Linked DNA regions of Homo sapiens: region 2 is linked to region 1. Evidence: chromatin contacts called from ENCODE Hi-C or POLR2A ChIA-PET data. All regions are on one chromosome and are shown on one strand. The core of a region is the stretch at or near the end of the contact, and the rest is flanking DNA. Distances in the headings are between cores, read along the strand shown.

Region 1 (2,796 bases), core at 258-2,757:
GCATCACTGTACTCCAGCCTGGGCAACAAGAGCGAAACTTGGTCTCAAAAAAAAAAAAAGTGTCTATTCTCCTAATTCTCCTACCTCCCACTTTCATCATGGCCTGGAGCTCCAGGTTTGAAGGAGGATTCTTAGCCGCCTCTGAATGTTGCTGCCACAGCACAGCCCACCCCAGCCTTTGGCCCACGCCACAGCTCCACCTCCCTTTCTCTTCCCCACCCTGCTCTGTATCACACGTGCATGTGGGTGGGTGACCTGCCCAAAGGTTTGAGCTCTCTCTACCTGCTCCCGTCTCTGCTATCAGGACTCTTGCCAGCGCTTCACCCAGTCTCAGGCTGCATAGGGCAGCGGTGCTGTGTGCCCACATGGGGAGGAGGCCATTTGGGCCCCAGAAGTGGAGAGTCTCGGGATCTGGGGCACGCAGAGTGTGGTGGAGAAGCAGGGTGCACGGGCTCCATGTTGGTATGTTCCTGTGGACTCTGTACCCTGCAGGGAGGGGTGCGGCTGTAGGTGAGCTAGAGCCCGACCCTCTCAACTCTGGGTCAGGGTGGCTGGTCCCCACTGCTGTGTGGACATGCAAGTGAGGGAGTCTCTGGGTCAGCTGGAATCATGAAGACGAGAGTTCAGGGAGGGTGGGAGTGGTGGAGCCTCAGCAGAGAAGTTGACGGTCATTGATGTTGAGGAAGTAGATTGTGTGGAGGGAGGAGAATGGCATGGTGTTTGCGCTCCCCACCAGCCTCACTTACACTTGTGGACACTGCGGCCGGTGTCCTGAGGACGTGTGTTGGGAATTCAGCCACGGGGAATGGAGGTCCCTTGGTTCATATAGTCACAGGCTCTGTATTCTAACCCCAGCTTTGTAATTTTCCAGCTGTGCAACCCTGGGCAGTGGCTTAGCATCTCTGAGCTTGCCTCCAGATCCGGATCTGTATGATGGGGTTATTAATGCTTCATAAAGTAGGTGTGAGGAGGGATTGAGGTACTATTGGGAGAAACTTTGTAACTAAAAGGCAATTGTATCATTTGCATTATTACCAGTGACATGAGACATAGTCACACAAAAATTGAAATGTCATTTGTTTTAAAACCAGAAATTGCCCAACTTAGGGCCCTCCTGTCTCTCACTGGGTGCCCTGCAGGGGACCAAGAGCCAGAGCAAGACTGAGAACCTGGGGCAGAAGCGCAGGGAGGAAGGAGGTGGGGCCTGCTTACCAACCAGGCCTCGGCCCCTTCCCCTTTCAATCCCAGGCCCCTGCATGGCAGGGAGAGGCCAGTTCCACCATGGCAGGTTCTTTCTAGGCTGGTGTGCAGGGTGGGGGCCTCCAAGGAGCAGGGGCATGGGGAAAGGGGCTGCAGGCGCTGGGCCTAGGAAGAGAGGCTCTTATCTTGTGGGCAGGAAGTGTGAGGTGTTGAGCAGCTAGGGAACCCTGGGGAGGCGGCGGGGAGCAGGAGGGGTGTGTGTTGTGGTGAGGAGGAGCGGAAGTCGGAAGCTCCAGCCGTCACAGCCACATTCACTGGGCAAGCCGACTGTGAGCCAGGAAGTGCTCTTGGGGAGCCCAGGCCAAGCCATCCATTCTTGGGTCCTTTGGAGGTGAGCTAAGTGGGTCTGCCTAGGTTGGGGCTGGTGGAACCTGTGGGAGCAGGGAATGTGGAGAGTCACATGTGGGTCCTTGTGGCAGGGGCTGGGGCAGGTGGGCAGGGGAGAGGCGAGGGCTCTGGCAGTGCCGTGTGCACCTGCCATGAGCCTGGGCTAGGCTAGGCCCCTCCTTCCCCCTTCCTGCTCTGTGTCCCGTCCCCCTCCTCCCTCAGCCTACCCCTCCTCATCTGACCCTTCTCTGATTCCCTGCCCTGGCCCCACGGACCTCTGTTGTTTCCCTTCCCTGGCTCCCCGCAGAGCCTCTGGAGGTCTGCAATAGTGAAGGGTGAAGGAAGCTCCTTGCTAATCCTCTTGTGAGTGTCACTGCGTCCCCAGTGACTGCTCTGGCTGAGTACCCAGTGGGGGCTTTTGTGGCCAAAGGTCCCAAGTGATTCTCGACCCTAGACTCTGGAGAGAGGGAGTCTGGAAGGCCTGGGTTTGGGGTGGGGGTGGCTCTGGGTGTGGTTGCTGCAGGAGCTCAGAGTCAACTTGGCCATCAGGGGGCTCCCAGCTTCATCTTGCCTTCCAGGACCATCCTGGAGAAGCTCGAGGAGAGGTAAGGGGACCCTCCTTACTGGTTTAGCTCTGGCTTAGGCCTGTTGTCCTGATGGGCAACAGGAACCACTGAACTCTCAAAGTGTGCCTGTGTAGGAAACTAAGGCCCACTGTAGTCATTATTGTTATAGTGAAGGTAGCTGCATGGAGGGAAAGTCCCCTGACACTGCCATTCCCCCCTTATTCCAGGGCCTAAAATTCCACAGTTGAAGTCACTCCTCTGCTAGAATGCAGGGAAGGGTGGCCTGTCATTAGCTGATGATAAATACTCCTCCGTTCATTGGACCTTGGACCAGCTTTAAAAAGTGGTCCCCAAGCAGGCCTGTCTCCCAGCTGCCTAGGACTCTAGAGCATCCCGTGGCCCCCTCCTCCTACAGACAAGGAACCGCCTAGCATGGGGATCAGAACACAGGCTGCTGAGCTCTTTGTTGGGGAAGGGGGAGAGACCCACAGAAGGGGTGAGGGATGTGGGGTGAGAGGACCCAGGGAGGAGAGGCCCAGCCTGGCCCCAGCCCCCTAGGGGTCTTTGTCCTCCCCAGGCAGCAGCTGTACTGGGTCCCCTTTGTCATTCTGTCCCTACCCCCGTGATCTCTCCCCTGGATACT
Region 2 (2,784 bases), core at 11-2,510, 77 kb after region 1:
GGTGGCTCACGCCTGTAATCCCAGCACTTTGGGAGGCCGAGGTGGGTGGATCACGAGGTCAGGAGATCCAGACCATCCTGGCTAACATGGTGAAACCCCGTCTCTACTAAAAATACCAAAAATTAGCCGGGCATGGTGGCAGACGCCTGTAGTCCCAGCTACTCAGGAGGCTGAGGCAGGAGAATGGCATGAACCCGCAAGGCAGAGCTTGCAGTGAGCCAAGATCACACCACTGCACTCCAGCCTGGGTGACAGAGCAAGACTCCATCTCAAAAAAAAAAAAAAAAAAGAAGATAGGGGGACCAGGATGGAGAAGTGTTTATTTAGATAAACAAATCTTGCTATAAATGTAACGTTTTTCTAATTTGTAATATTCCCATGGTTGAATGTTATGACCCAATCTTGGGAGTAGGACTAGGACTAGGGAGTGTTTTCTCAAACTTCAGTGTGCATCAGAATCACTTGGCAGTGAGGGTTATTAAAATACAGAGTACTGAGCACAATGCCCTAAGTTTCTGAATCAGTAGGTCTGGGATTGAACTAAGAATTTATGTTTCTAAGAAGTTTCCACATGGTGCTAATGCTGCTAGGCCAGGGTCACACTTTGAAAACCACTGGTTTAGGCCAGGTGATGGCTGGTAAATTAAGCGTAAGAGAATAACTCTTCATACTCCTCCAACATTCTTCTGACAATAATAATGATTGTTTGTATATTATGGTTTTCATTTCTTTTCAACTCAAGACATTGACCAAGTGCCTATCATGACTCAGGTACAAAGCACTGGGAATACAACCTTGAACAAGACAAGAATCCTGGCCTTCAAGGAACTTCGAACCTTTTGGGGGATATGATAAGACACATTAGGAATCACCATGTTAATGGTTATCTTTCTTGAAGGATATAAGTCCAGGTGCTTGGGGAGACCCGTAAGTGGTTAGAGGGAAGCTGCAAGGAAGAGTATCTAGGAGGTAACTAGGTGAAGAATTTTCTTCAGGGGGAAAGAAATCCATGCATAAAGTCTTGGTGCCTTCAAGAAATTGAAAGACATTTAGTGTGGCTGTAGGACAGGCAGGAAAGAGAATTTGGAAAGAGCCTGCTGGCTGCAGATGGAGATGGCCCCTATGGTTTGAAGTTTTAAGCTGAGTCTCTGCAATGGAAAGACCTTTGTCTTTCCTGTGTCCGGTGTGGGGGAGTGGACTCTTCTGGGTGAGTCACCACCAAATGCCCAGAGGTGGGTGCAGACTTCCTTCCTGCACTGGGGTTGGGGGGACGATTGGCGCCCACTGTGCTGACCACCTCTTCATGCAGCTGCAGGTGGGGTGGGCTTTGAGGCCGGAAGCCAAAAATGAGTAGGAGCCTCCTGGTTGGGCGGGAAGTGGGGTGAGGGGGGAAGGTGTGGCCCAGGAAGAGGTTTGAAGCCTCATAAGCAAAGACTCTTTGTATGTCTGGAGGATTGTGAGTGGGGAGGTGGGGTGGGTATGGGGGAGGAAGACAAGACCGCCTGGCCGGATGCAAGCAGGTTCCTGAGTGAAAGGTACTCAGACGGGAAATGCAAGCTTTCCTGGGGTCAGAGAGGACTTATCGTACAGTAAAGGGATTGGAGCTCAGCAAAGGTCTAGGTGAAGCTTGCTGTCCAGAAACATATCCTTTTGAAAAGTGACCATTCAGGGAGGTCTTAGGACTTTGTTGGTAATTTCTTCATCCTTTATAGAGCTCTGAGTAGTTGGGATGGCAGAAAGAAAACAGAGACACTTATTGACCAAAATTCTTGTTATATGCACCAATATCCAAACCCTTAAGATGTGGAAATCCTTTCTCCATGTTCCTATAGTCCTTTGCACAAATTCCTATCATAGCACTGACTGCATTGAACAGTAACTTTCTCTATTTGAGTTTCTTTATGAGTTACTCAAAGGCAGGGGCCCTGTCTTTGTCTACTGTAATTAGTGTTTTCTTATATACAAGTGATAGAAAAATGGTTTACATTGGTTATGGTTGTTGCATGGATTCCCATGATTCTGCATGGTGGGACCCCCAAATCCCATGCTTCAGTACTTTCCTCTTTATCCTTTTGCTTTATCTTTTGCGGCTCTGCCCAGTCCTAAAGTGGCAATGGCTCAATGTGGTGTTCTGCAAAAATTTCCACTTAACTATCTGGGGCTTTTTGCTTTAGTCCCATAGAGTGTCAAGGTGATAGCTGAGCCTTGGCAGGGCTATAGTGAGAGGTGCAGTGGCCTCTTTGGGTGCCTTTCAAATCATGCCAGGCCTATACGCCTTCCACAAAGGAAAGGCCTTGTCCATGCGAATCAGTCCCTGGCATTCTCAGCTTGGTGTTGTTGCCTTCCCCAGCTGCTCACTTGCAGGTCTGTGATCTCCATGTGCCACCTCCCAGCTAATCCTCTTGGCTTGGTGCCTTTCTGGAGTAAAGGCCAGGGTCTGTGCCTCCAACTGCTCCTGAAGAAAGTGTCCCAGGGCCATGGAATCCCAGTGTCCAAAGTCTGCACACTGGATCATGCCAGCACACATGAGGTTATGGGTTACCTGGACACATGAGACCCTTGGACTGGGTAAAAGAGGCTGGCATGCTGGAAAGCAGCATCCTGCATCTGCTGTTACCCCCAACTTGCTGCATGACCCTTGGTTACCTCTGTGCCTTACACTTGTCTTCCTAAGGGAAACTGTAGCCGAAAGACAGCAGCTAGGCAAAGCTGCGGCTTGTGTTTCTCATTGATCTCTTGCCCTTCTACCTGTGCTGGAATCCTACTCCGTCAATTATCCTCCCA

The links. A loop is a pair of places that touch in the nucleus more often than their neighbours do. ChIA-PET counts read pairs that join two places held with the same protein, here RNA polymerase II (POLR2A). Pooled maps may share reads with other maps.
Region 2: a pooled map shows a loop between it and region 1 (2.6-fold over the local background). The contact joins the enhancer-like site here to the promoter of PSD4 in region 1. A Hi-C loop is called at or near these places in 5 of 50 pooled maps. POLR2A ChIA-PET finds 5 or more read pairs at or near these places in 9 of 52 experiments (CD4-positive, alpha-beta T cell, CD4-positive, alpha-beta memory T cell, GM12878 and 6 more).

Annotation. Positions count from the first base shown.
Region 1 is chr2:113,172,464-113,175,259 of GRCh38, forward strand. It overlaps PSD4 (pleckstrin and Sec7 domain containing 4), which reads left to right and starts at 1,508. Exons shown (of 17, transcript NM_012455.3): 1 at 1,508-1,591. The region is part of intron 1 of LOC124907872 (a long non-coding RNA gene); the gene reads right to left. RefSeq lists enhancers at 1-350, 351-851, 1,081-1,150, 1,201-1,370, 1,991-2,080.
Region 2 is chr2:113,249,996-113,252,779 of GRCh38, forward strand. All of the region lies in intron 2 of PAX8 (paired box 8), which reads right to left. PAX8-AS1 (PAX8 antisense RNA 1) reads left to right here. Exons shown (of 6, transcript NR_015377.2): 2 at 772-911. Among named protein-coding and RNA genes, the nearest start is that of PAX8-AS1, 15 kb to the left of the region's middle. Within about 2 kb of position 1,261, at least 3 of the 41 ENCODE cell types and tissues checked have a DNase peak (open chromatin) inside an H3K27ac peak, as active enhancers do; they include CD4-positive, alpha-beta T cell, where a contact is called at or near this core.